Regions from separate parts of the Homo sapiens genome. Here all the other regions are linked to region 2. Evidence: chromatin loops called from intact Hi-C (ENCODE). Cell type or tissue: dorsolateral prefrontal cortex. All regions are shown on one strand. Each heading gives the region's core, and the rest is flanking DNA. Links, peaks and the distances in the headings are about the cores only. Region 1 overlaps RNF212B (ring finger protein 212B). Region 2 holds the start of NGDN (neuroguidin). Region 3 overlaps BCL2L2-PABPN1 (BCL2L2-PABPN1 readthrough).

Region 1 (9,933 bases), core at 865-8,864, 200 kb before region 2:
TAAAGGTGAATGAAATAGATTTTCCTTATTATTATTTTCTCTCTTACTTTTCTCATCTATCTAGCTGACTGTATAGAATAGTGTTTCCTAATCTTTTTCTCATCATGGCACACACAGAAATTGATATTTGTATAACAAGCACACTATAGTAAATGGATGAGGTCTCAGCAGACCTTGGGGGACTGAAAGGATCAATATATAGCACACTTGTAACCCATTCCTGAACATCAGTGAGTCATGACCTACCAGTTGGAAAGCTCTCTTATAGAAGAGACAGCTGTTGCAACTTAAACATTTCTCTTCAAGAAACTCAAAGATACCTCAGGACCCTTCCTCTGCATCACACTCTACTTCCTAAATAGTTTTTCTTCCTAAGAATGTTCTGTGTATTTATATAATTTTCCTATTGATCCTACTCCTGTAATTATTCTAGCACATTGTAGTGTGTCATTTTCCTTTCTCTCACCAGAGACTCCGTATTTCCCCACATATGTTAGTCTATGGGATTCCGTATGCACTCTTATGAAGAACTAAACTTTTATCCCCTCAAAGCTAATAATATCCTAAGGAAATACTGCTGCTACTTTTCCTCCTACTGGGAGTCTTAGCAACCATGACTAAGGGGCACTGAGCTTAGTTATCTCGCAAGTAAGACTGAAGATCTGTTGATTAGGATCCTCAGTTGCAGCTTTCTTCACTCCTGGTTTTTTCACCTATAGGAATCTCCAAGTCGGTACCAAGGAAGCAGGTCAGTTTTATCAGCTCCCATACTAGCCCAGCCCCCTGAAAATTCCTGTTCTTTCTTGACTCCTGGCTGTGTGAACTCTGAGAGAGAGAAAATGGTTAATGAATTTAGCTTTCACTTCTCCGAGGAAGAGTTAGTTACTGAAAGTGCCGAAGTAAAATCTTAATTGTAATGCTCACCCTGGATTGTCATCTTATGAAATCCTAGTGTTTGAAATGCTTGTTCCCTGGTGCCATAAAGAAATAGCATTTGAACATAAATTTAATTTACTCAGCAAGGTCATTTTTACTTCCTGCAGAAAGGGTACACTCGCCGGCAGTTTTGCCACGAGAGTACACTGAACAAAGGAGACAGGGTCGTTCATAACCTGACGCGTCTACCTTACTGCTGTGTCCGGTTTCCATTGGCTGGAACCAGACCTCACATTCTGTATTTGTTCCGATTGGCTAGCAACTTAGAACTTATGAAAAGGGGCAAAGGTAGAGGAGAACAAAGGAAGGAGGAAGTAACTTGTGGAATGCTGAGAAAGGTAAAAACACCTTCAAATAAGGAAGAGGAACAGACTATAACCTAATGCTTGTTTGGACCAATCTAAGCATGCCAGGGCAAATATTTAGGCTAAATTGTGGGAGCTAAGAACATAAAGTACATTGATTTCTTTATTACGGCTAGCAGATATTTAAGAATGTTAGTACAGGTCTTTAAATAAATTTTGCTTTTAAGAGAAGTTACTATTTATTCCTAATTAGATGAAGAGGAAAGTCTTTAAAGAGGAACCTCCACCTTACTTTTTACACTACTCATCCTTCAAAATTGAACTCAGTCATTTCCTCTGTGAAGACTGCATTAGGTGGAGTTAGATGGTCTGTTCATTCATTCAATATTAAGTGCCTACTGTTTATCAGGTACCATGTTACAGGCTGGATATATACCACCGGTCCTTTCTAATTAGTGATATCTATGCTCTACCAACTCTTAAATATATTTTTAGTATCGGCTGGGTGTGGTGGCTCACACCCGTAATCACAGCACTTTGGGAGGCCAAGGTGGGCGGATCATGGGGTCAGGAGATTGAGACCGTTCTGGCTAACATGGTGAAACCCCATCTCTACTAAAAATACAAAAACAAAATTAGCCGGGCGTGGTGGAGGACACCTGTAGTCCCAGCTGCTCGGGAGGCTGAGGCAGGAGAATGGCGGGAACCCAGGAGGCAGAGCTGGCAGTAGTGAGCCGAGATCACCCCACTGCACTCCAGCCTGGGTGACAGAGTGGGACTCTGTCTCAAAACAAACAAAAAAACAGAAAACAAAACAAAACTCTCTCTATATATACACACACACACATATATATTTTTTAATATCAGTCCTGCATTATGGATTAAAGAGACACTGCCCCTACATTCATAGAAGTTACAGTCTAATGTTCTTTTGTCCTTCTATACTTCTGATAAGCCCATTACAACACTTAAACACTGTTCTGATTTTTTTTTTCATCTCTCCCACTAGCCTGTAAGCCTCTCAGTTATTCTAGTTATCTTTGTAATCTCAGGATCTAGGAAATATAGACCCAAATATATGCTTGTTGGATGGCATCCTTCTTTCTGGTTACTTTGGGTTTAGTTATTTTTCTAGTTTCTTAAGGTGGATGAGAGGATGGAGGGATGTATGAATGGATGGACAGATGTATGGTTGAGAGTACTTGGTAAGGCACTGAGGAGAGAAGAAAGGTGTACTTTAAAACTTCTATTATGGGCAACACAGAGGTGGAGAAAGCTCCACTTAGGGAGTTGGAGAGCAATGGGTTTTATATGGAAACTTTGCTTCCATATTTTAGGATGCTACCTATAATACATGAGAGTAAGCAATTTGTCCTCAGAGAGGAAGCTATTATTCTATAAACAATGATCTGATTGATCCTCTAAAGTGGCACTTGACCTCTGCCTAGAGAGATTAGAGCCGCCTCTTTTTTTTTCCCTTGCAGGTCAATCACACCTCGACCAGTGGGCATTACTTCCCCATCACAGTCAGGTGGAGAACATTTTTCCCCTAAATATCTGTGTGAGATGAATATCCTTTCCTTATGTAGAAGATGGTTTCCTCTCAGAGACAATAATGTGATCTTCCTAACTTTATGTGTAATATGAAAACATTATATAACCAGATAACCATGTACAACAAATTGGCCAGGCAAGGCAGGCATACCATTGATGGCAACTTTTTATTCTGTACTTTATTCTCTTTCAGTTACCCCACGACCCAGTTTCCAGCATAGCAGTCAAGTGGTCAGGTAAACCTACACAGCAACATTAAAACTGTTGGCAAAAGTTGGAAGATAGAAGAAATATCTAGTTGTAGCTCAGATTGGGACTGATGAAATTTTAGGTCTATGTAGAAGTTTAAAGCTAGGGTTTTTTTTTTTCCCTAAGCCAAACTGTATCCAGCTTTATTAAAGATACTGTCCATTCAGGCAGGACATGGGCAGACAATCATTAACAGTATACAACAACTCTCAAACTCCCTTCTTCAATGGATTACCAAAAATCAGAAAGCCACTATAAAACCCAATGAAGTCTTCATCTCATGCTCCGAACAGGGAAAGTTGAGAGTGAGGGTTGACATTTCACATTTAGCATATTGTTTAACAACTTTTCACAAGCCAACCCTGACTTTCAGGGAATGAAATGAAAATGGCAGAATTTATCTGAAGATCCACAATCTAGAAATGGAACCACTGCTCTTTTGACAGGTGCCATCTCAGTGGCATCACTGGAAAGTCCAGATTGCCAGACAAACTGGTAATCAATGACTGGGGGTCAGGTCCTAACAGATGTCTCGGCTTAAGGGAGTTAAGTTTATGCTGAAAGATGGAAAAGGAGAAGAGGACATAAAAACGAATTTGTTTTTTCATACCACAAGGCTTTTGTGCCAAGGTGGCCATGTGTGTCAAAGTCAGGGAATCCCTCCTCTTGGGAGCCAAGAGGAAGTCTCTCAAAACTAGAAGGGAAAGGTGTTTTCCTCCCATCAATCCAGCTTCGGAGACTTTCTATTAGTGACATGTGCCCCTTCCCCCAAAAAAAACGAGTGTTCTGTGTGCTAACAACATATAAAGCTAGGTTTTCTGAGGCTGGGTACAGTAGCTTATGCCTGTAATCCCAGCACTTTGGGAGGCTGAGGCGAGTGGATCATTTGAGGTCAGGAGTTCGAGACCAGTGTGGCCAACATGGTGAAACCCTGTCTCTACTAAAAATACAAAACTTAGCTGGGCATGGTGGTGCACGCCTGTAGTCCTAGCTACTTGGGAGGCTGAGGCATGAGAATCACTTGAACCCAGGATGCGGAGGCTGCAGTGAGCTAAGCTTGTGCCATTGTGCTCTAGCCTGGGCAACAGAGTGAGACTCTGTCTGAAAAAAACCAAAACAAAAAAACAACAACAATAAAAAGTAAAACTAGGTTTTTTGCCTTTTTTTTCTTTTTGTTTCACCTTATACAGTCGGTCCTCCTCAGCGGAATCTATTCCTTATAGAGAGGCTGGCTTTGGTAGCTTGGGACAAGTAAGTAATGTTCACCTTATCTTTCCAGATTGAAGTTTCTAATGCTAAATGAAAGCAAAGGTTTATCAAGAACTTAAATTTATATTGGTTTTGGCATAAATTATCTGATGTCATACTGGACCCTATTTTCTTTTGGCAATGGAGACCTGATATTAGAAACTGACAGAGAATAAATAGGGGTGGAAATAGTGAAAGTGTTTAAGGACTCAATCAACAGTGTCCATGGTGTTCATTTTGGAAGGAGTAAAGTATGGATCTTTCTTTGACTAGTATGCCCACTGCAGTAGAACAATATATGCTTGAATGTGTAGCTATAGATAAATAGGGAATAGGGAAGCCAGATAACTGAGATATATTTATTAATTGATGCTTATTATTTGTCTATCAGGGAGGCAGAGGTCTGCAGGGAAGGAGAACTCCCAGAGACTCTTATAATGGTGAGGTGGGGGGAAAAGGGTGTCAGAAATCAACTTACTCTATGCGAAGATCTGCGGATTTCTGGTTTTCTATGCATAATATAATGCCATTTCACTTGTTTTTTTTTCCTGACAGTGATTCCATGTATCCATACATATATTACAAGGTTTTTTTTTTTTTTTTTGGTGAGATGGAGATTTACTCTTGTTGCCCAGGCTGGAGTGCAATGGCATGATCTCGGCTCACCACATCCTCCGCCTCCCATGTTCAAGCGATTCTCCTGCCTCAGCCTCCCGAGTAGCTAGGATTACAGGCATGTGCCACCACGCCTGGCTAATTCTGTATTTTTAGTAGAGACGGGGTTTCATCGTGTTGCCCAGGCTGATCTCGAACTCCTGACCTCAGGTGATCCGCCTTCCTCGGCCTCCCAAAGTGTTGGGATTACAGGCGTGAGCCACTGTGCCCGGCCTACAAGTTTTTCAAATAATGATATTTTTGTCTTCCAACTAATAAGGGGAAAATAAAGATTTGAGTGATAGAAAGTCATTGAAAACCTCTGGTCAGGAGATGGAGGATAACTTTTCAGTAAAATTGACTTGGATTTTTTTGAATTGCCACAAGATGGCATTACAAGCTAAGTGTAAAAAGAAGGTTCACAGGATGCTGATTGTTGGCCTGAAGGGTATCTGGCTTCTTTGCTGTGTTTTAAACATAAAAATATTCCAGTGAAGGAATATTTTGGGTCTGCTTACTTAATTTCTTACCTAAAGCCCCTTAAAATTATTACTGTTGTTACCATTTTCAAGGGCATTAGCCAGTACCTAGAGAATACCTATCAGAGAAGACTTTCACAAGAAAGAATTTGAAATTCCCAAATCTCTTTTTTTAATTCTCCAAATAGTCTCCCTCTAAATCTCCCACATTTGAAATCTCCCACTCCTTTGAAAAACATAGATGTTCTAGCCAATTTATTTCTGTCAGGTTGGTAACAACAGTGTTCTCTTTTTCATTCTTAATTTTAGTAATTTGAGTCTTTTCCTCTTTCTTTGTCAATCATTTCAAAGAATTCGTTTTGTTGAGAGTCTGTATTACTTCTTCTATTATCTGTTTCATTTACTTCTGGTTTAGTCTATTTCCTTCCTTCTCATTATTTTGGATTTAGTTCTTTTTCTAGTTTCCTAAGGTGGAAGTTTCGATTATTGATTTGAGATCTTTTTTACTATTGATGTTTCCAGTCATAAATTTCACTGTAGCACTGCTTTTACTGCATCCTATAACATTTGGCATGCTGTGTTTTGTTTACATTCATTCCAAAGGTTGTTTGTTCATTTGTGTTTTTTTTTGAGATGGGGTCTCACTCTGTTGCCCAGACTGGAGTGCAGTGGTGCCATCTCAGCTCACTGCCACCTTCGCCTCCCAGGTTCAGCCTCCCAAGTAGCTGGGACTACAGGCACGTGCCACCATGCTTGGCAAATTTTTGTATTTTTAGTAGCGACGGGGTTTCACCATGTTGGCCAGGCTGGTCTCCAACTCCTTACCTCAGGTGATCTGCCCGCCTCAGCCTCCCAAAGTGCTGGGATTATACCCATGCTGATCCCATTCCAAAGTATTTTCTAATGTCCTTTGTGATTTTTGTTTTTTGGACCCATTGGTTGTTTATCAATGTGTTGTTCAATATCTACATATGTGTGAAGTTCCCAAATTTCCTACTGTTATTGATTTTGACTTTCAGTGATTTAAATCCTTTTAAATGTTTTTTTTTTTTTTTTTTTTTTTTGAGATGGTGTTTCTTTCTTGTTGCCCAGGCTGGAGTGCAGTGGTGCAATCTCGGCTCACCGCAACCTCCGCCTCCCAGGTTCAAGCAATTCTCCTGCCTCAGCCTCCCGAGTAGCTGGGATTACAGGCATGCACCACCACCACACCCGGCTAATTTTGTATTTTTAGTAGACACGGGGTTTCTCCATGTTGAGGCTGGTCTCAAACTCCTGACCTCAGGTGATCTGCCTGCCTCATCCTCCCAAAGTGCTGAGATTACAGGCGTGAGCCACCACACCCGGCCTGATTTAAATCCTTTTAAATTTATGACCTAACATGTGGTCTATCCTGGAGAATGCTCCATGTGTATGTGGAAAGAATGTATATTCTACTCTTTTTGGGTGGTGTATTCTATAGAGTCTGCTAGGTTTAGCTAGTATATCGTGTTGTTCAATTAGTATGCTTCTGTTTCCTTTCCTTGCTGATCTTCTGTCCAGTTGTTCTGTCTGTTATTGAAAGTGGGGTATTAAAGTCACCAACTATTATTGTGGTTTTTGGTTTTTTGTTTTCTTGTTTTTTTGAGACAGAGTCTCGTGCTGTTGTTGATGCTGGAGTGTAGTGGCACAATTGTGGCTCACTGCAGCCTCCACCTTCCAGGCTTAAGCGATAGTCCCACTTCAGCCTCCTGAGTAGCTAGAACAAAAGGCATGCACCACCACGCCTGGCTAGTTTTTTTATTTCAATTTTCATGTCTTTGTAGAGACGAGGTCTCCCTGTTCTGCCCTGGCTGGTCTCGAACTCCTGGGCTCAAGCAATCCTCCTGCCTCAGCTCCCAAAGTGCTGGGATTATAGGCATGAGCAACCATGCCCAGTCCCTATTATTGTCAAATTGTCTTATTTTCTCTTCAATTCTATCAGTTTTTGCTTCATGTATTTTAGGACTCTATTGTTAGATGCACATATAAATGTTTCTCTTCTTGATAAATGGACCCCTTTATCATTATTTAATGCCTTTGTCTCTTGTAACAATTTTTTTTTTTTTGGGACAGAGTCTCACTCTCGTCTTGGCTAGAGTGCAGTGGCAAAATCTTGGCTCACTGCAACCTCCTCCTCCTGGCTTCAAGTGATTTTTGTGCCTCAGCCTCTTTAGTAGCTGGGATTATAGGCATGTGCCACCACGCCTAGCTAATTTTTGTATTTTTAGTAGAGACAAGGTTTCACCATGTTGGCTAGGCTGGTCTCGAACTCCTGGCCTCAAGTGATCTGCCTGCCTCGGCCTCCCAAAGTGCTGAGGATTACAGGCATGAGCCACTGTGCCTGGCCCAACAATTTTGTCTTAAAGTCTATTTTGTCTGATATTAGTATAGCCACTCTTTTGTTCCTTGTTTTTTGCATGGAATATATTTTTTCATCCTTCTCCTTTCAACCTATATGCATCTTTGAATCCAAAGTGAGTATCTTGTAGACTGTGCATAGTTGGACTTGTTTTTTCTTTCATCTGTTCTGCCAGTTTCTGCCTTTTAATTCATTTACATTTAATGTAATTACAGATAAGGAAGGACTGACTTCTGCATTTTGTTATTTGTTTTCTATATGTCATGCTTTTTGGTTAGCCTTTTGTTTGTCCCAGCTGATATTTATCTCCTTAGGCAGCCAAACAAGTGCTTCTAATTGTTTTCATCAGACTGGAGAAAGGTTTTTCTGCACTTGGTAAGCTCTGAGCTCCAAGTCCTGGTGAACTTGAGCTCCAAGTCCTGGTGCTGTCAAATTAAGACAACCTTGAAAGTGGGGTCTTCCAGGGAACCACTAGACAGGTCAAATAATGACAGTTCTCTGGGAATGAATCCTTCAAAAAGCTCCAACCCTGTTCCATCCCCTCTAGTGACTGCCAGACTGTTGGGTTTCATCATGAGCATGCCCTGTTGGTTTTCAAGGCTATCATGGAGGTGGAGAAGGAGAAATGGCAATAGAGCAAGTTAAAATGCCACAAACCTTGCTGTTTTTACTAACATTTTGCTATTTTTCTTGAATAAACATTCTCCAGATTACTACAAGCCCTTTGTTAATTTTCAGATTTCTGAAAAAGTTGATTCTGACCATTATGCCAATTTTCTCATTGCTTTTATGGAGGAGGAAATTTTTGGAGGTCTTTGCTCTGCCATTTTTGTTGATGTCACTCCTAGCTAATTTTTGTTGATGTCACTCCTAGCTAATTTTTGTCTTTACCCATTCTTTCTGGTGATTTCCATCTTAGAGGGGAAACCAAGGCACAGATACATGAGAGCACATGAAGGCAGTGAGGGATCTCAGCCCACAGACTCATGAAAGGGAGAGGAAAGCACCTATAAGAGATACTGCTATGTGATTTGTGAGCTTTTTCACTTGGCATTAGCCCCCAACCCTAACCCATATACTAAAAATCTTTTATCTCCATTTCCTTTGCCCTGGCCCCAAGTATACCTGAATCTCTTCTCCAGTTCATGGATTATCTCACAGGCTTATTTTTATGCTTTCCAGAAACCCCTTCACCGGCTTCAACTCATAGCCTATCTTATAGGTCAGTAACACTATGCTTCCTTTTTCTTGGGATGTGTTCATACTTAAACTCTGCCAGCAGGCTGGGTGCGGTGGCTCACGCCTGTAATCCCAGCACTTTGGGAGGCCGAGGAGGGTGGATCACTTGAGGTCAGGAGTTTGAGACCAGTATGGCCAACATGGCGAAACCCTGTCTCTACTAAAAATAAAAAATTAGCCGGGAGCGGTGTCACGTGCCTGTAATCCCAGCTACTCGGGAGGTTGAGGCAGGAGAATTGCTGAATCCAGGAGGCGGAGGTTGCAGTGAGCTGACATGGTGTCACTGCCCTCCAGCCTGGGTGACAGAGTGAGACTCCGTCTCAAAAAACAAACAAAAAAACAAAACTCTGCCAGCAGTCCTGGGATTACTTCTCCACTGGCTTGTACCACCGAAGTTTACAATGTGCCTTATAAGCAAAAAAGAAAGCTGGATAGCACTGTGTTTAATATACATCCAAATTACTGTATTTTGGCCCGGTAGTGGCTCCCACCTGTAATCCTAGCACTTCGGGAGGCTAAGGTGGGAGGATTGCTTAAGCCCAGGTGTTGGAGACCAGGCTGAGCAACAAAGTGAGACCTAATTACCCGGGCTTGGTGGGTGTATGCTTGTGGTCCCAGCTACTTGGGAGACTAAGACAGGAGGATCACTTGAGTTTAGGAAGTCAAGGCTGCAGTGAGCCATGATCATACTACTGCACTCCAACCTGGGCAACAGAGTGAGACCCTGTCTCAAAAAAAAAAAAAGAAAAAATTATCATCAGTTGCAAGCAGGGAATTTTTTCCTCTCTGGCCTAGCTGTATAGGCTCTTCCATTACATATGCTTTTTATTTTTACCTTTACCTGTCCTTTTCTCTGCTGATGCTTTTATTTGCTTTCCTTAGAACTTCATCT
Region 2 (9,933 bases), core at 1,298-9,297:
GTGAAAAAAAAAAAAACCCACAAAAATTAGTTGGGCGTGGTGGTACATACCTGTAGTCTCAGCTATGGGGGGTGAGGCTGCAGGATCACTTGAGGCAGGGAGGTCAAGGATGTGGTGAGCTGAAATCATGCTGGTGCACTCCAGCCCAGGTGACAGCGCGAGACACTGTCTCAAAAAAAAAAAAAAAAAAAGGCCAAGCATCGTGGCTCACACCTGTAATCATAGCACTTTGGGAGGCTGAGACAGGTGGATTGCTTGAGGTCAGGAGTTCAAGACCAGCCTGGCCAACATGGTGAAACCCCGTCTCTACTAAAAGTACAAAAAATTAGCCAGGCATGGTGGTGCATGCCTGCAATCCCAGTTACTTGGGAAGCTGAGGCAGGAGAATCACTTGAATCCGGGAGGTGGAGGTTGCAGTGAGCCAAGATCGTGCCACTGTACTCCAGCCTGAGTGACAGAGCGAGACTCCATCTCAAAAAGCAAAACAAAACAAAACAAAACAAACTTAAACAATTTTGTCCTCCAAATAATACCACTAAGCAAGTGAAAAGACAAAATAAAGTGGGAGAAAATATTTGCAAATCATGTATCTAATAAGGGGTTTGTGTCTAGAATATGGAAAGAACTCTTACGACCAATAATAAAAAGACAACTCAATTTAAAAATGATCTGAACAGACAGTTCTTTTTTTTTCTTTTTGAGACGGAGTCTTGCTCTGTCACCCAGGCTGGCGTGCATTGGCGCAATCTCGGCTCACTGCCATCTCTGCCTCCTGGGTTGGGTTCAAGCAATTCTTCTGCCTCAGCCTCCCAATAGCTGGGACTACAGGCATGTGCCACCACACCCAGCTAATGTTTGTATTTTTAGCAGAAATGGGGTTTCACCATATTAGCCGGGCTGGTCTTGAACTCCTGACCTCGTGATCCGCTCGCCTCGGCCTCCCAAAGTGCCGGGATTACAGGCGTGAGCCACCATGCCCAGCCGACAGTTCTTCAAAGATACTCACGTGGCCCATGAGCACATGAAAAGATGTCCAACATCGTAAGACATTAGGGAAATGCAAATCAAAACCTCAATAAGACACTGGAGTAACTCACTAGAGTAACTATAATTAAGATTATAGATTATAGCAGATGTTGGCAAGGATGTGGAAAAATTGGAACTGTTTTATTGCTGGTGGAAATGTAAAATAGTGCAGCCCTTTGGAAAACAGTCTGGCAGTTCCTCAAATGGTTAAACATAGAGTTACTGTATGACCCAGCAACTCTACTCCTAGATGTAAACCCAAAAGAATCGAAAACATATGTTCCCATAGGAATTTGGCTACAAATGTTTATAGCAGCACTACTTAGCCAGAACGTGGAAACAACCCAAATGCCCATCAACTGATGAATGGATAAATAAAATGAAGTATATCTATACCATGAAATATTAGTCAGCAGTAAAAAGGAATAAAGTAGTGATATACACTACAATATGGATAAACCTTGACAACATTATGCTAAGTGAAAGCAGCCAGTCACAAAAGACTACACATTACATAATTCCACATTAAGGATATGTTCAGAATAGACAAAGCTACAGGGATACAAAGTTGATTAGTGGTTGTCTAGAGCTGAGGGTTAGAGGGTTGGGAAAAAAAGGGGAAGTGACTACTAATGGATACTGGGTTTTTTTTGGAACATTGTAAAAATGTTCTAAAATTGTTATGGTTATATTTGCACAACTCTGTGAATATACTAAAAGCCACTGAATTCTATGATTTTTTAAATCAAAACAATTTTTTTTTTTTTTTGTAGAGATGGGTTTCACTATGCTCCCCAGGCTGGTCTCAAACTCCAGGCCTCAAGTGATCCTCCTGCCTCAGCCTCCCAAAGTGCTGGGATTACAGGTGCAAGCCACCATGCCCAACCCCACTGAACTGTATCCTTTAAATAGTGAATTGTATGATATGTATATTAAATCTCAATATAGCTGTTAAAAACTTTTCTCAGTATATACTTGAAATATTATGGACGATTGCCAGTTTATGAAACTGTTGAAAGAAATAGAAGACAATAAATTTAATGATCTTGTATTCTTTGCCAATGCTTGTTGGTTGAGTGGTAGAAGAGCTTTACAAAGATTTATTGTACTGTTAGCTCCAAGATTCTCTTGTAACAAAAGGAATGATTGTGTCAGGGCTCAGAAAACGATACTCCAGAGTATGGCACTTTGGCATGCTAAGCACTTTGAACTAAAGGAGATTGGAAGGCCTTAGAAGCAGCCTCAGAAGCAAAGTCTTTCTCTGACCTTCTCCTGCCCTCTTGTCTGCTGCCCTTCCTTCTGCTGCAAGGCAAGCCATAGAAACTAGAATTCTGGCTGGGCGTGGTGGCTCACACCTGTAACCCCAGCACTTTGGAAGGCTGAGGTGGGCAGATCACTTGAGGCCAGGAGTTTGAGACCAGCCTGGCCAATGTGACGAAACCCCATCTCTACTAAAAATACAAGAATTAGCCGGGCATCGTGGCAGAGGCTGCAGTGGGCAGAGATCGTGCCATTGCACTCCAGTCACTCCAGCCTCAGCAACAGAGCGAGAATCTGTCTAAAAAACAAAAAACAAAGGCCGGGCGTGGTGGCTCATGCCTGTAATCCCAGTACTTTGGGAGGCCAAGGCCGGTGGATCACAAGGTCAAGAGTTCGAGACCAGCCTGGCCAATGTGGTGAAACCCCGACTCTACCAAAAATACAAAAAAAAATTAGCGAGGCGTGGTGGCGCATGCCTGTAATCCCAGCTACTCAGGAGGCCGAGGCAGAAGAATTGCTTGAACCCAGGAGGTGGAGGTTGCAGTGAGCTGAAATCGCGCCACTGACTCCAGCCTGGCAACAGAGCAAGACACCGTCTCAAAAAAAAAAAAAAAAAGAAAAAAAAAATTAGAATTCGTCTTCCCTAATGCAGGTTTTAAAAACTGGAACCCCAGGGCTGGGTGTGGTGGCTTATGCCTGTAATCCCAGCACTTTGGGAGGCCGAGGTGGGTGGATCACGAGGTCAGGAGTTCGAGACCAACCTGGCCAATACGGTGAAACCCTATCTCTACTAAAAATACAAAAATTAGCTGGGCGTGGTGGCATATGCCTGTAATCCCAGCTACTTGGGAGGCTGAGGCAGAAGAATCGCTTGAACCCAGGAGGCAGAGGTTACAGTGAGCTGAGATCGCGCCACTGCACTCCACCCTGGGTGACAGAGCGAGACTCCGTCTCAAAAAAAACAAAAACAAAAACAAAACAACAAAAAAACTGGAAGCTCTGTCCCCCAAACCAGCCATAAAACCTAAAAATTTTACTCTAAATTTCTCTCACCTTTCTGCTAGGAGCTAGCCGTAAAAAATATTCTCTGACTTCCTCATTTGATGGTCAGTCATAAATCCTCATTTTGGAGGGGTCCTCCCTGTAAACCAGAAAGTATCTGAAACAGGTCTCAATCAATTTAGCAGTTTATTTTGCCAAGATTAAGGACGTGTCTGGGAGTGAGGCTTGTGCCTTTCTCCAAAGATGACTTTCAGGGCTTCACTATTAAAAGGGGAAAAGTAGGCTGGAGGAGAAAGAGGGAGGGTACATTAATCCACATGTTGCAAGAGAAAAGGAGCAGGTAGGGGAATAGTCAATTGGTATTTGTCTCAGGCTCAGTAAATCGGCACACAAGATAAGGTGAACACACAGTAAATACTTGTAGAGATATTTAACATTTTATCTGTAGCTATCCGCTTAGGAACAATAGCAAAGGCAGTTGCTTGCATGACTCCGTTGAGCTTAATTTTTTTCTTTTGGCATAGTGAACTGGGGTCCCAAGTTATTTTCCTTTCGCATTCCCTATACCCCAAAGGATTGCTATCTAGAGAGGCTAAGAAAAATCTGAACAGACAGGCCTTGCTGGGATTCCCCCCTCAGTCTAGTTCTGTCAGATCATACTCTTTTTGTCCTATCACATTTCTACACGCTGTCCATTCTTCATCAAACCTAACCATAAAAATGGAATCTTCATTTCTGAAGGCTCCCGTGTCATGTAAAACTTTCAATAAATTCATCAAACTTTTTTCTTGTTAACTTCTTTTGTTATAGGAGTGTCTTCTATGACCCTTATGATGGGTGAGGAAAGGTATCACACTTTTCTGCCCCTATAGTTGACAAGTATTTTATTTTTTTAGAGATGGGGTCTCCCTCTTTCACCTTTTTTTTAGAGATAGGGTCTTGCTCCGTCACCCAGGCTGGAGTGCAGTGGCACGATCATGGCTCACTGCTGCCTTGACATGGGCTCAAGTGATTCTCCTGCCTCAGCCTCCAGAGTAGCTGGGACTACAGGTTCAAGTCACCGTTCCTGGTGGACAATTATTTTAATAATCAAGGCCGGGAGCAGTGGCTCATGCCTGTAATCCCAGCACTTTGGGAGGCCGAGGCAGGTGGATAGTGAGGTCAGGAGTTTGAGACCAGCCTGGCCAACCATGGTTTAGTAGAAACCCCGTCTCTACTAAAAATACAAAAAATGAGCTGGATATGGTGGCGGGTGCCTGTAATCCCAGCTACTCAGGAGGCTGAGGCAGGAGAATCGCTTGAACAGGGAGGCAGAGGTTGCAGTGAGCCAAGATCGCGGCACTGCACTCCAGCTTGGGCAACAGTATGAGACTCCGCTCAAAAAAAAAAAAAAAAAAAAAGGCCGGGCGCGGTGGCTTACGCCTGTAATCCCAGCACTTTGGGAGGCTGAGGCGGGTGGATCATGAGGTCAGGAGATCGAGACCATCCTAGCTAACATGGTGAAACCCTGTCTCTACTAAAAAAAAAAAAAAAAAAAAAAAAATCAGCCGGGCGTGGTGGCAAGTGCCTGTAGTCCCAGCTACTCGGGAGGGCGAGACAGGAGAATCGCTTGAACCCGGGAGGCGGAGGTTGCAGTGAGCCGAGATCGCGCCACTGCACTCCAGCTTGGGCAACAGAGCGAGACTCGGTCTCAAAAAAACCCAAAATATGGCAGTGCAATTTGTTTTCTCATTGCTATCATAAAGCATATGAACAAACTAAATTTCAAATTCCCCGAAAAGGAAAAGTTTATTGCTGATCTAATTAGACAGGTCCGAAAATTTATGTAGAAATAGAAACTTTTCATAATACAAATCTTGATAAAACATTACAAAAGCTACTGGATAATTGACTAAGTATGCTGCAACAGCATCCTGAGCTTCCACAGTGGGCCTGAAGCAGCAAATTAAATGTTAGAGGAGTGGGGACTGAACACCCTCCTGCCTTCTTGAATCCAGCAAGATCTAGATACCAGGATTTCCTTACCTCACCTGCCCAGATACAGGTGTTATTCTTAATTCCAAAAGACAGCTTCAAGTCGGTAAGATCTGATTTCTAGACCCAGCTCTGTTGGACGAGTTGTGAACAAAAAATTATACACTATCATTCACCCTTTCGGTGCTTTATTTCCTAAGGCATGGGATGGGAACAATGAGTATCCGTCCAACCTACTTCACCAGCTTGTGAAAAACCAGAGTGAGAGAACACATCTGAAAGCACTGGGTAATGATGAGGCAGGTTATACTGAAACATGCACTGCCAGAGTTTGAACCAAGTTCTGCTGAAGACCTGTGTGACCGCGGTAAGTCATGTAAATATGAACCGTTCCCCAATTTGTAAAACGTATTCTTTTCATGTCCCCAAACTGGTAGGAGCGAAGAGTGTCGGGGCGTTATTGGAGCCGTTTCTCAGCGCTCCACAGTGCACACCAAGAGGGCAGGTGTCCTCGCACTCGGTTTCTAAACTCTGGCTCTGGGCTTCTCTAGCCTCGCTCTCTTATTTACAGATGAAGAAGGCTCAGAGACCGAGTGACTTGTCCACGGTCACACAAGGAGTAGTGTTACAGAATCGATTCCAGGGCCACCGGGTCTGTAAGGCATTTGGCGCGGTGGCCGTTGGATGAGCAGCCAGCAATGGCGGCTCTGCAATGTCGACACCGCAAAGCCAAGCCAAGGCCCATCACCTAGCGGCCGGTTCACGCACTACAAGAAAAGTGCCGTGAAAAAAGACTCTGGGTGCTGCGGCAGACGGGAGCCAATACGCGCTAAGTTCGCTCTGCTAATTCCTTTTTTCTATTGGTCCTTCCAACTGTCAATCAATTATTTGACTGTCTCTTATTGGCTTGCCGTCAATCATTTTACTCAGTCTACCAATCACACGCTCTTTGCCAAGTGCTTTTTTTCGTCCTGACGACTCTTTCTGAGTCTGACGAATTTAGCCAGTTCCTTTATTCCATTGGCCAGATCAGACTCCTCCTCTCGTTTATCCTGTTGGGGGCGGAAGTGAGAAAGCCCTTATTCGTATTGGCTTAGATTTGCAAGCGGCAGTTGTCTATCAAATCTATCAAGTCGCCCTTAGCGCTCAGGAAGTACGACACCGGAAGGGGTGGGCTTTGCGAAGATGGCGGCGCTGGTGAGTTTGGTGTGGTTTCTTCCTCGCGTAGCTATTGTGGAGTTGTCCTTTGCCTTCAGCGGCTGGAGGCAAACTGTTGGTACCAGGGAAGGGTGGTGATGAAAGTTGCTTCAGGGAGGCGGCCTCCCTAGAGTTACCGTTCCTGTCCGGTAACCCAAGGGGCTGGCTTTAAGGCGAGTCTGTGAACCCGAGTGTGAAGGCCCCGAGTCTGGGTGTCTGACGGAGAGAGGGCAGTTTCCCACCCTAGACGTTCCACTTTCCTATAATCCTGAGGAAAGAATGACTTTTCTTTACGCCTCCTCTCCCTTCTGTAGGGGGTGCTGGAGTCCGACCTGCCAAGTGCCGTGACACTTCTGAAAAATCTCCAGGAGCAAGTGAGTAGTGTCGCCTCTGGAATAAATTAGTCACGGATTGGCTTTGAGTTTGTGTACTTCACCTCAAAACTTTGGTGATTGAGATACGTGAATGCTTCCAAAAACCTTAGAGTAAAATGATGTAATCAAAACCTTTTCACGCCAGAATTCTAAGTAATTGATTCTGCACCCAAGGGAATACAAGAAACTCCAAAAAGAAATTATATGAATAGTTTTCCTTTATTCATATAGCTAAGGAAACCAGTGCTTGGAATGGTAACATGACTTGCCCTTTGGGTGCCCAGGTAATACACACTTATATACAGATGCTTCTCGACTTAACGATGGAGGTTATGGCCTGATAAACCCATTGTAATTCGAAAACCTCATAAGTCGAAATTTAGGCTTGATGCCGCTGCCCAGCATCACGAGAAAAGGACGGTTTCTACCGAATGCATATTTCTTTTACACCCTCGTAAAGTGGAAATTAAGTCATAAGTCGGGGAGTTATGTAGTTCTATGCATTGTAAGTTCAACTAGTACAAACAAAATTACAGTGCTTCAGTCACTACTCTCTCAGTCCTTTTCTCCTCCCTGTGGTTCAGTAAAAGATGGTCTCTTCTTTAAGAAGTGGAAAGTTTTTTTTTTTTTAAACTTTTTGAAGAACCATCTCTCCTATGCTTTCCGAGAAGTGAGAAGATAGTACTATACTTTAGACAGTGTTTCAGATAATTTTTAGGTGGCATTGTTTAGCTTTTGCTCTTCACAGTTTGCAGACATAATTTGATATAATCTAATCACTTGTTTTATTTGGGCTAATTTCAGGTGATGGCTGTAACTGCACAAGTGAAATCACTGACACAAAAAGTTCAAGCTGGTGCCTATCCTACAGAAAAGGTAAGATGTACTCAAACAGTAAGCATCCCCTGACTTAATGTTCTCAGTAGTTCTTTCATTGTATGTTTATTGTGTCTTATATATCCTAAGTGCTCGAGCTTCAAACATAAATATGATCCAGTTTCTGTGCTGAAGTCTAGAGGGAAGACAAAGCAAAGCAATAGATGTAAGTATTAATAGTAGCAGTCACATTACAGAGTTATGAGTCTCCAGCCAAAGAGAGGGATTAATTAACTGCCAGAAGAGCAGAGGGATTCAGGACAGGCTTCCCAGAGGAGGTGATAGGATTTTGAGGAATAAATGGGAGGGACAGAAAGAAGGAACATGTGCAAAGGCACAAAGGCCTGAAAGTATGGTGATAAGGGAAAGGAGTAAGTCATTTTTGTGATAGGATGTACTTTCTGTGTTATGTGTGTTGGGGGTAGGAAATAAGACTGGAAAAGTCACTCTGAAGATTACTGTAGGCCAACTGAGGAGTTACTTTCAGATTTCATCTAATCTAAGACACTTATTAATTGGGACATATCACTTATTGTATATATTAAGAAAAAATGTGACAGGCCGGGCATGGTGGCTCATGCCTGTAATTCCAGCACTTCAGGAGGCTGAGGCTGGAGGATCGCTTGAGCTCAGGAGTTCGGGACCAACCTGGGTAACATAGTGAGACCCTACAAAAGTTAAAAATTAGCCGGGCATGATGGCATGTGCCTGTAGTCCTAGCCACTCAGGAGGCTGAGGCCAGAGGATTGCTTAAGCCTGGGAGGTTGAGGCTGCAGTAAGCTGTGATTGTGCCACTGCATTCAGCCTGGGTGACAGAGCAAGACCCTGTCTCAAAAAAAAAAAAAAAATTGCTTATGACATAATACCAAGATGCCAGTGACTGAAACATGCATCCTGATTTCAGAGATGTTAAAATATGAAAACCATGTGCATCTTAAAATTGAAATATGCGCCTGTAATCCCAACACTTTGGGAGGCCAGAGTGGGAGGATTGCTTGAGCCCATGGGTTTGAGACCAGCCTGGGCAATGTGGTGAGACCTATCTCTATAAAAAAAAATTAGCTGGGCGCAGTGGTGTGTGCCTGTAGTCCCAGCTACTCAGGAGGCTGAGGTGAATGGATCGGTTGAGCCCAGGAGGTCGAGGCTGCCATGAGCCACGGTCGCACCATCGCACTGCAGCCTGGGCAACAGAGTGAGACTGTCTTAAAAAAAAAAAAAAAAAAAAAAGGCCAGGCTAAGAAGAAAAGGTGGCTCACACCTATAATTCCAGCACTTTGGGAGATTGTGGCGGATGGATCACCTGAGGTCAGGAGTTCGAGACCAGCCTGGTCAACATGGCAAAACCCCATCTTTACTAAAAATACAAAAATTAGCCGGGCATGGTGGCGTGTGCCTGTCTGTAATCCCGGTTACTCGGGAGGCTGAGGCAGGAGAATTGTTTGAACTCAGGAGGCAGAGGTTGCAGTGAGCCGTGATCATGCCACTGTGCTGCAGCCTGGGCAGCAGAGCAAGACTCCATCTGAAAAAAACAAAACAACAACAATTAAAATATTGTAGTTTTCAAATGAAGGTCTGGTAGAACCTTCTCAGGGATTACTGGTTGGGGGCAATGTGGAAGAACAACTCTGGATCTCTCATCCCTACTTAACTGGAAAACTCTGGTATTATCTGTTTTTATATATTGAGCTTTTGTCCTAAGATATTTAGGCCAAATATTCTATGGGTAAATACAAGTATGAAAATCATTGTAATAAGAGTCACTGAAGGAGTTTTAAGCACAGGAGTTACAGCAGATTTGTGCTTACAGAAAGATAACTAAAAACAGCATTCAAAATATATTCCCTTCTTGTCTTTATCATTCACTTATGTTCTTATTGTCCATTTTTATTTAAAAAAAATTTAAATCTTTGTTTTTCTCTCATATGCTTGTAGCTCAGTTTGAATTTGACAATGCCCAAGCACGTCGGAAGAGCCTGCTTCTCAAATTCTTACCTGTTTTTGTCCTGGGTACCATGCTTTTTTGTTTTGTTTTGTTTCGTTGAGATGGAGTCTCCCTCTGTCGCCCCGGCTGGAGTGCAGTGGCACGATCCTGGCTCACTGCGGCCTCTGCCTCCTGGGTTCAAGTGATTCTCCTGCCTCAGCCTTCCGAGTAGCTGGGATTACAGGCGCCCGCCACCACTCCTGGCTAATTTTGTATTTTTAGTAAAGACGAGGTTTTACCATG
Region 3 (9,933 bases), core at 558-8,557, 140 kb before region 2:
CATTAATGTTGATATATCAGGAGTTGCACCTAAATGTCTTCAGAGGCCAGATAACAAAAATGAAGGCTAGATGTGGGTGGGATTACGAACTAGAAGGGGAGGGGCAGCTTCTACTTGGCCTATTATGGCCATATGGAAATTCAGGCCCTGTGTGTCTTATTTTTACAAATTTCAAAGAGTAGCTGGAAATTTTAAAATTTAAATGATTTCGAATGATTGAAATTTTCCATTTAGAAGAATTTTGACAAATAAAAAATATAACTGCATTGTAGCCCAAAACGAAGCATGCCTGCAGGTTGAATTTGACCTGTGAGGTATTTGTAACCTCAGAGAGATACAATGACAATTCTTTTCAGGTTTGCGTATATAGAGTTCTCAGACAAAGAGTCAGTGAGGACTTCCTTGGCCTTAGATGAGTCCCTATTTAGAGGAAGGCAAATCAAGGTAAGCCTATGTCCATTGCTGTTCTAGTTGTGTATAAACTCTCCAGGTTGCCTTTAAGGCTATCATTTGTTCATCTCTGACTCAGGTGATCCCAAAACGAACCAACAGACCAGGCATCAGCACAACAGACCGGGGTTTTCCACGAGCCCGCTACCGCGCCCGGACCACCAACTACAACAGCTCCCGCTCTCGATTCTACAGTGGTTTTAACAGCAGGCCCCGGGGTCGCGTCTACAGGTCAGGATAGATGGGCTGCTCCTCTTTCCCCCGCCTCCCGTGAGCCCCGTATGCTTCCTCCTCTCTGGTCTGAGGAACCTCCCTCCCCCCACCCCTCCCCGTGGTCTTCAGGAACTTTGTCTCCTGCCTGTGCAGGTTGAGGAAGGTAGTTGCAGGCCAGGCCAGAAGGCCAGCCTCATCATCTTTTCTGCAGTAGAAATTGGTGATAAGGGCTGCATCCCTCCCTTGGTTCAAAGAGGCTTCCACCCCCAGCCTTTTTTTTCTTGGGAGTTGGTGGCATTTGAAGGTGTTTGCGGACAAAACTGGGAGGAACAGGGCCTCCAGGCAGTGAAAGCACTGCTTGGACATTTGTTACTTTTTTCGGAGTTAGGGAGGGATTGAAGACTGAACCTCCCTTGGAAGAATACCAGAGGCTAGCTAGTTGATCCTCCCCAACAGCCTTGTGGGAGGATTTTGAGATACTTATTCTTTATTTGAGCCAGTCTTGCAAGGTTAACTTCTCACTGGGCCTAGTGTGGTGCCCAGGTTTTTGCCTTGCTTCACTTCTGTCTCTACATTTAAATAGACGGGTTAGGCATATAAACCTTGGCTTTTCATAAGCTCTACCTGCCTATCCCCAGGAGTTAGGGAGGATCTATTTGTGATGGCCTAGGGTTTAAGAGCTGTGGAGGACTGAAAACTGGATAAAAAGGGGGTCCTTTTCCTTGCCCCTGTCTCTCACTCAGATGCGCTTCTTTTTCGCCACTGTTTGGCAGTTTTCTGTTAAGCCCCCCTCCCCCTGCCCCAGTTCTCCAGGTGCGTTACTATTTCTGGGATCATGGGGTCAGTTTTAGGACACTTGAACACTTCTTTTCCCCCCTTCCCTTCACAGTAACTGGGGCAGGGGCCTACGGGGAGGGGCTTGTACTGAACTATCTAGTGATCACGTTAACACCTAACTCTCCTTCTTTCTTCCAGGGGCCGGGCTAGAGCGACATCATGGTATTCCCCTTACTAAAAAAAGTGTGTATTAGGAGGAGAGAGAGGAAAAAAAGAGGAAAGAAGGAAAAAAAAAAGAATTAAAAAAAAAAAAAAGAAAAACAGAAGATGACCTTGATGGAAAAAAAATATTTTTTAAAAAAAAGATATACTGTGGAAGGGGGGAGAATCCCATAACTAACTGCTGAGGAGGGACCTGCTTTGGGGAGTAGGGGAAGGCCCAGGGAGTGGGGCAGGGGGCTGCTTATTCACTCTGGGGATTCGCCATGGACACGTCTCAACTGCGCAAGCTGCTGCCCATGTTTCCCTGCCCCACTTCACCCCCTTGGGGGCTGCTCAAGGGTAGGTGGGCGTGGGTGGTAGGAGGTTTTTTTTTTTACCCAGGGCTCTGGAAGGACACCAAACTGTTCTGCTTGTTACCTTCCCTCCGTCTTCTCCTCGCCTTTCACAGTCCCCTCCTGCCTGCTCCTGTCCAGCCAGGTCTACCACCCACCCCACCCCTCTTCTCCGGCTCCCTGCCCCTCCAGATTGCCTGGTGATCTATTTTGTTTCCTTTTGTGTTTCTTTTTCTGTTTTGAGTGTCTTTCTTTGCAGGTTTCTGTAGCCGGAAGATCTCCGTTCCGCTCCCAGCGGCTCCAGTGTAAATTCCCCTTCCCCCTGGGGAAATGCACTACCTTGTTTTGGGGGGTTTAGGGGTGTTTTTGTTTTTCAGTTGTTTTGTTTTTTTGTTTTTTTTTTTTTTCCTTTGCCTTTTTTCCCTTTTATTTGGAGGGAATGGGAGGAAGTGGGAACAGGGAGGTGGGAGGTGGATTTTGTTTATTTTTTTAGCTCATTTCCAGGGGTGGGAATTTTTTTTTAATATGTGTCATGAATAAAGTTGTTTTTGAAAATAAAAATTGTTTGGCCTTTTGGGTGTAAGGATTATTTATCTTCCTATTCTCTCTTAGATCGCAGATGGCTATTAATTCTGCCTTGTGGTAGAAGTACTGGTGTTGTGGAAGGGAGGTTGCCACTTGTGAATTAAGGAGTAGGAATTACATTACAACTAGCAGGAACATTATGTGTTTAGTTGAGAATGATAGGTTTTCTGGATAACATGTAACCCTGATTGGCATTTGAGAGAGAAATAAGCCTGGGAAAGTAAAAGAATAGCTGAATTGGGCCGGGCATGGTGGCTCACTGCTACAATCCCAGGACTTTGGGAGGCTGAGGTGGGCAGATCACGAGGTCAGGAGATCAAGACCATCTTGGCTAACATGGCGAAACCCCACCTCTACTAAAAATACAGAAAATTAGCCTGACGAGGTGGCGGGTGCCTGTGGTCCCAGCTACTCGGGAGGCTGAGCCAGGAGAATGGCGTGAACCCAGGAGGTGGAGCTTGCAGTGAGCCAAGTTCACACCACTGCACTCCAGCCTGGGTGACAGAGTGAAACTGTCTCAAAATAAAAAAAGGAATAGCCGAATTACTGACCTAATGGCGCTTTTGTGTGCTCCTGATACAGCTTACGTGCAAATGAACTATCCATGCCTGCAGCCCTAGAGCTTTGGATTGGGGTCTGGGTAACCTTGTCTTTGGGGTCTCGCTATGTTGACCAAGCAATCTTCCCATCTTAGCCTCCCAAAGTATTGGGATTACAAGTGTGAACCACTGCACCCAGCTACCTTTTCTACCTCAAGGTGGGCCCAAGAAATGCAGAAGACAAAATACACTTAGCTAAGAGACAATCGGAAAGCTTGTTTTTCCAACCATGCAGTAACCATTTAATGTGTCCAGCTAACTTATATTAATTGGATCATTTATTTTTTTGAGATGGTCTTGCTTTGTCACCCAGGCTGGAGTGCAGTGGCTCACTGCAGCCTCAACCTCCCGGGCTCAAGTGATCCTCCCACCTCAGTGTCCTACATAGCTGTGACTATAGGTGCCTGCCTTCACACTTGGCTAATTTTTTGTAGAGACAGTTTTGCTGTGTTGCCCAGGCTGTCCCAAACTCCTGAGCTCAAGCAGTCCTCCTGGCTTGGCCTTCCTATAGGCGTGAGCCACAGCTCCTGGCCAGGATTAGTTTATTAGGACTTCACAACTGGCTTTCACTGTTTTCATATCTAAATTTTGTCTTGGGCATCCTAATTTCTCCATTTTTTATTCCAGTGTCAGATTGGTCTTAAAACTTGAACACTACATCACTAGCCAGGTTGAACCTTCAGACTTCATTACCTATAGAATTTCTTAGTATTTCAACCTTACTATTTTTTCATTTACTTCTCAGGATGTTTTGTTCACAATTGCCTCTGACCTGGATGCTCTTCAAAAATCATATGTTAAAGAAATGGCTCTGTGGCCGGGCGCAGTGGCTCACACCTGCAGTCTCAGCACTTTGGGAGGCAGAGGTGGGCGGATCACTTGAGGTCAGGAGTTTGAGACCAGCCTGGCCAACATGGTGAAATCCCGTCTCTACTAAAAATACAAAAATTAGCCAGGTGTGGTGGCATGCACCTGTAGTCCCAGCTACTCTGGAGGCTAAGGCAGGAGAATCGTTTGAACATAGGAGGTGGAGATTGAGGTGAGCTGAGACTCAGCCACTGCACTTCCAGCCTGGGTGACAGAGCGAGACTCTGTCTCAAAACAAACAAAACAAAAAACTCTGTTATATCTGAAGCCTTAACCCACCTCTCAAATTGCAGTATTTTCTAAAATCTCATGTCAGTGTTATCCACCACATATTTTAGGATTTGGTCATTTATTCTACTTTCTGTTATGGGTTAGGCATTTGAGGTCTATCTTTTCTCCTAACTAGATTCACCTAAAATAGTGCCGTGATCTCTGTGGCTTCTGCAGAGGCTGATTAGTGAGGGTCTGGATAGTGTTCAATATAAACTTTTTACTGGAAGAATGAAACAGCCTAAGTGACTTGTTGCTGTTAATGCTGTGATGGTCTCATCTGTCCACCAGGGGGCACTAAATGGCTGGCTCTAAAAGATCCCCATAAATTGTTGGGTATTGGAGGGTGAATCATGTTTTGACCCTTCTCTGGTTTAGTTTTCCATATTCAGTCAATTCTACCATATCTTGTCTGTTCTCTCTATTCCTACTTTCACTGCTTGAGTAACTCCCCATCATCATTGCAGGGGTCCTGGCAGATGTATTGGCTTCAAATTTTTTTTTGAAAAATAAAAATTCCTAAAAAAAGTACTTTAAAAGATAGGGTCTCGCTATGTTGGCCAAGTTGATCTTGAACTCTTGGCCTCAAGCAATCCTCCTGCCTCGGCCTCCCAAAGTGCTAGGTTTATAGGCGTAAGCTACCATGCTCAGCCTCCAAACTTCTTATTGCCAAAAAAAGCCCTCTATGATGCCACCAATAAGTACAAAGTCCAAACACAAGCATGGAACTACAACCTTTTTCAATCTGATCCTGATTACATTTCTCTTCCAGATCCTGCCCTACACCTGATGTACTATGCATTGTAGTTGTTATTTATTTTCATGTATCCCTCATGCTGTTCCCTCTAGCCTGCTATGCTCATTCCAACTCTTCTATGAAAATCACGCATATCCTTCCAAGTGTAAGCCAGGTACAACAGACATGAAGCCTTTCCTGATTTCCAAGTCAGAAGTAATCACTCCTGCAGTCAGGACAAACTGTTCCTATCCCTGTTTAATATTTACTTTGTGGTTTTATAATGAAACTAACTACATTTCTGTTTTCCCACTAGAATGCAAGCTTCTTCTTTTTTTTTTTTTTTTTTTTTTTTTTTTTTTTGAGACGGAGTCTCGCTCTGTCGCCCAGGCTGGCCTGCGGACTGCAGTGGCGGGATCTCGGCTCACTGCAAGCTCCGCTTCCCGGGTTCACGCCATTCTCCTGCCTCAGCCTCCCGAGTAGCTGGGACTACAGGCGCCCGCCACCGCGCCCGGCTAATTTTTTGTATTTTTAGTAGAGACGGGGTTTCACCTTGTTAGCCAGGATGGTCTCGATCTCCTGACCTCATGATCCACCCGCCTCGGCCTCCCAAAGTGCTGGGATTACAGGCGTGAGCCACCGCGCCCGGCCGAATGCAAGCTTCTTGAGGGCATCAATTGTGACTTTGTGTCTGCCTCACAGGGCCTGCCATTTAGTAGGTGCCCAAAAGTTGCTTATTCACCCTGGGCTTGCCTTTCCTGTCCTGGAGAAGGCGGTAACAACAATAGTGTTGCCTTTTACCTGGAGCTGGTAGTTTTCTTCCTCTTTTTTTTTTTTTTTCCTGAGACGGAGTTTCACTCTGTCGCCCAAGCTGGAGTGCAGTGGTGCCATCTCAGCTCACTGCAACCTCCACCTCCCAGGTTCAAGCAATTCTCCTGCCTCAGCCTCCTGAGTAGCTAGGATTACAGGCATGCGCCACATGCCTGGCTAATTTTTTGTATTTTTAGTAGAGACGGGGTTTCAACATGTTGGTCAGGCTGGTCTCGATCTCCTGATCTCGTGGTTAACCCACCTCGGCCTCCCAAAGTGCTGGGATTACAAGCGTGAGCCACCATGCCCGGCCTTTAGTTTTATTCTTATAAGAGTCAGACTATTTTACTTAAAAGAGACTAGGTTTAGAGGAAGAAGCATGGAAAGAAAGTTACTTTCCTCGGGCAAGCTTGGTTATTTTTGGTGGATGATTTCTGTCAGTCACTCCTGATCGGCTCTCTGTTAACTGAGGGATAGAAATGAGCCCAATCTCACTGGAGTTCCATGGGAAGAAAGAGACTGGGAGAGCCTGTGTATAAAACCTGTCTGGGGTGAGGGTCTGTGAGTCAGAGATCCTTAGAGGGCCTTTGGATGATGCAAAATAAACCGAGGCAAGCCAGTGCTTTTTAAGGTAGGATTTGCCCAATCCGACGTTGGCAATGGAGAAAAGAAACAGTTGGTGGGTTTTTACAATAATATTGCTGCTTTCCTTGTTTTTATGTATGGTTAGAATGAGCAGCCTTTCTCAAATTATGATCACATTTTATTATTATTATTATTTTTTGAGATGGAATCTTGCTCTGTCGCCTAGGCTGGAGTGCAGTGGCACGATCTCGGCTCACTGCAACCTCTGCCTCCTGGGTTCAAGCGATTTTCCTGCCTCAGCCTCCCGAGTAGCTGGAATTACAGGTGTGTGCCACCACGCCAGGCTAATTTTTGTATTTTTAGTACAGACGGGGTTTCACCATGGCTGGTCTTGAACTCCCGACCTCATGATCTGCCTGCCTCGGCCTCCCAAAGTGCTGGGATTACAGGCATGAGCCACTGCACCCGGCCTTATTATTATTTTTTAATGGAGACAAGGTCTTGCTCTGTTGCTCAGAATGAGCAACAAATTCATATCTCACTGAAACCTCAAACTCCTGGGCTTGAGCCATCCTTCCACCTTAGCCTCCCAAGTATCTGAGACCACAGGCACATACCACCATGCCTGGCTAATTTTTTGTTTTTTTATTATTTATTTATTTTTTTGAGATGGAGTCTTGCTCTGTCACCCAGGCTGGAGAGCAATGGAGCGATCTTGGCTCACTGCAACCTCAGTCTCCCGGGTTCCAGCAATTCTCCTGCCTCAGCCCCCCAAGTAGCTGGGACTACAGCCGTGCACCACCAAGCTCGTCTAATTTTTTTATTTTTTAGTAGAGATGGCGTTTCACCATATTGGCCAGGCTGGTCTTGAACTCCTGACCTCATGATCCGCCCGCCTCAGCCTCCCAAAGTGCTGGGATTACAGGCATGAGCCATCGCGCAGGGCCAGAATTTTATTATATTTTATTTTTTGTAAAGATGAGATCTTGCTATGTTGCCCAAGCTGGCCTCAAACTCCTGGGCTCAAGTGATCCTCCCACCTCAGCCTCACAAAGTGCTTGGATTACAGGCATAAGCCACCATGCCTGGCCCAGTATTCCTTTTTATGGCTGACTAGTATTTCATTGGATATAACACATTTTGTTTCCATCATCAACTGATGGACATTTGGGTTGTTTCTATTTTTTTGGCTATTACAAATAGTCTGGCTCCAAACAACTGTATAAGTTTTTGTATGAACATATGTTTTCATTTCTCTTGGGTATATACTTAAGAATGGAGTTGCTGGGTCATACTGTGCTATGGTTTGAGTGTTTGCACCTCCACCACAATCCATATGCTGAAATCCTAACCCCCAAAGTGATGATATTAGCAGTTCGGGACTTATGGGAGGTCATTAGTTCATAGGAGAAGCCCCAAGAGCTACCTTGCCCTTTTACATCACGTGAGGATACAGTGAGAAGGTACCATCTATGAACCAGGAAATGGGATCTCACCAGATATTAAATCTGCCAGAACCTTGATATTGGGCTTCCCAGTCCCCAGAACTGCAACAAATAAACTTCTGTTGCTTGTAAGCCACCCAGTCTACCTTATTTTGTTACAGCAGCCCAGATGAATGGACTAAGACCCATGGTAACTATCTTTAACCTTTTGAGGAACTGCCAGACTGTTTTCCAAAGCAGCTGCATCATTTTACATTTTCACCAGCAATGTATGAGGCTTCTGGTCTCTTTACATCCGCACCAAACTTGTTATTGTCAATCTCTTTGGCTATAGCCATCCTAGAGGGTATGAAGAGGTATCTCATCGTAGTTTTAATTTGCATTTGTCTGATGACTCAAAGATGTTTAGCATCTTTTCATGTGCTTATTTGCCATTTGTATGTATGTGTGTGTGTGTATATATATATATTCAGATTCTTTGCCTTTTTTCTTTTTTGAGACTGGGTCTCACTCTGTCCCTCAGGGTGGAGTGCGGTGGCCCAATCACGGCTATTCACAGCCTCAACCTCCCCAGGCTTAGGTGATCTTCCTACCTCAGCCTCTTGAGTAGCTGGGACTACAGGTGCGTGCCACCACGCCCGCCTAGTTTTTAATTTTTCTAGAAATGGGGTTTCGCCATGTTGCCCAGGCTGCTCTTGAACTCCTGTCTCAAGCAATCTGCCCGCCTCAGCCTCCCAAAGTGCTGGGGTTACGGGGATGAGCCACCAAGCCTGGTCCTCATTTTTAAAGTAGATTGTTTTCTTGCAAGACTTCTTTTTAATTTAAAAAATTTTTTTTTTTTTATTTTTAGAGATGAGGTGTTGCTATGTTGCTCAGGCTAGCGTACACAGGCATGGTACTCCAGTGCATGCCATAGTGCACTTCAGACTTGAACTCCTGGCATTAGGCAAACCCTCTGCCTCAGCCTCCCCAACAGCTGGGACTACAGGTATGCATCAGCATGCCCAGCCTTCCTTTGCTGAATACTGAATACTGAAGACTAGACTTATCAGATATATGATTTGCAAATATTTTCTTCCATTTTGTGGGTTCTTTGCTTGCTTTTTTTTTTTTTGAGATGGAGTCTCGCTGTTGCCCAGGCTGAAGTGCAGTGGCGCGATCTCGGCTCCCTGCAAGCTCTGCCCCCCAGGGTTCACGCCATTCTCCTGCCTCAGCCTCCCGAGTAGCTGGGACTACAGGCGCCCGCCACCTTGCCTGGCTAATTTTTTGTATTTTTAGTAGAGACGGGGTTTCACCGTGTTAGCCAGGATGGTTTCGATCTCCTGACCTCGTGATCTGCCCGCCTCGGCCTCCCAAAGTGCTGGGATTACAGGCGTGAGCCACCGCGCCCGGCCCAGTTCTTTGCTTTCTTGACAGCATCTTTTGAAGCACAAAAGTCATGAAGATGTGTCTATATTTTCTACTGAGAGTGTTATAGTTTTAGCTCTTATGTTTAGGTCTTTGATCCATTTTGAGTTTTTTTTAAAAATATTTATTTATTTATTGAGACAGAGTCTCACTCTGTCACCCAGGCTGGAGTGCAGTGGTGCTATCTCGGCTCACTGCAACCTCTGCCCACTGGATTCAAGCAATTCTCATGCCTCAGCCTCCTGAGTAGCTGGGATTACAGGTGCCTGCCACCACGCCCAGCTAATTTTTGTATTTTTAGTAGGGACAGGGTTTTACCATGTTGGCCAGGCTGGTCTCGAACTCCTGACCGCAAGTGATCTGCCCGCTTCAGCCTCCTGAAGTGCTGGATTACAGACATCCCGCCCTTGAATTTATTTTTGTTTATGGTATAAGACAGGGGTCCAGTTCTCTTCTTTTGCATGTGGATATCCAGTTGTCCCAGTATCATTTGTTAAAAAGACTTCTTTTCCCATTAAATTGTCTTGGTCCCTGTTTTGTAAATCAATTGACCAGTCTCTGGACTCTCAATTCTGTTCCATTGATTTTCGTGTTTGTCCTTATGGCAGTACCACACTGTCTATATTACTGTAGCT

The links. A loop is a pair of places that touch in the nucleus more often than their neighbours do. Peaks named below come from ENCODE experiments on the same cell type or tissue, not always from the same donor. Only the 100,000 strongest peaks of a DNase experiment are listed, where the experiment ranks them.
Region 1: it touches region 2 in a loop (5-fold over the local background); 15 of 110 quality-filtered maps call a loop at or near these places.
Region 3: a loop joins it to region 2, with 6 times the contacts of the local background. A loop is called at or near these places in 78 of 110 quality-filtered maps.

Annotation. Positions count from the first base shown.
Region 1 is chr14:23,259,940-23,269,872 of GRCh38, forward strand. It overlaps RNF212B (ring finger protein 212B), which reads left to right. Exons shown (of 15, transcript NM_001282322.3): 6 at 1-5; 7 at 720-748; 8 at 2,726-2,772; 9 at 2,989-3,031; 10 at 4,235-4,295; 11 at 4,684-4,732; 12 at 8,985-9,024; 13 at 9,924-9,933. It also overlaps the pseudogene HMGN2P1. Among named protein-coding and RNA genes, the nearest start is that of HOMEZ, 21 kb to the right of the region's middle. In dorsolateral prefrontal cortex, for the core only: CTCF peaks have their summits at 5,335 (motif pointing right) and 5,534; no DNase peak of the experiment used is centred there; H3K27ac peaks cover 478 bases.
Region 2 is chr14:23,463,269-23,473,201 of GRCh38, forward strand. NGDN (neuroguidin) reads left to right here and starts at 6,435. Exons shown (of 11, transcript NM_001042635.2): 1 at 6,435-6,459; 2 at 6,774-6,833; 3 at 7,638-7,709. The coding sequence starts at 6,448. RefSeq lists a silencer at 6,062-6,111 and an enhancer at 6,198-7,138. In dorsolateral prefrontal cortex, for the core only: CTCF peaks have their summits at 6,033, 6,232 and 6,435; DNase peaks (open chromatin) are centred at 6,013 and 6,413; H3K4me3 peaks cover 2,032 bases; H3K27ac peaks cover 1,898 bases.
Region 3 is chr14:23,323,609-23,333,541 of GRCh38, forward strand. It overlaps BCL2L2-PABPN1 (BCL2L2-PABPN1 readthrough), which reads left to right. Exons shown (of 8, transcript NM_001387346.1): 7 at 357-444; 8 at 530-2,555. The coding sequence ends at 691. PABPN1 (poly(A) binding protein nuclear 1) reads left to right here. Exons shown (of 7, transcript NM_004643.4): 5 at 357-444; 6 at 530-681; 7 at 1,639-2,555. The coding sequence ends at 1,678. Among named protein-coding and RNA genes, the nearest start is that of PABPN1, 7.1 kb to the left of the region's middle. RefSeq lists a silencer at 4,585-4,674. In dorsolateral prefrontal cortex, for the core only: CTCF peaks have their summits at 4,601 (motif pointing right) and 4,821; a DNase peak (open chromatin) is centred at 4,603; H3K27ac peaks cover 2,289 bases.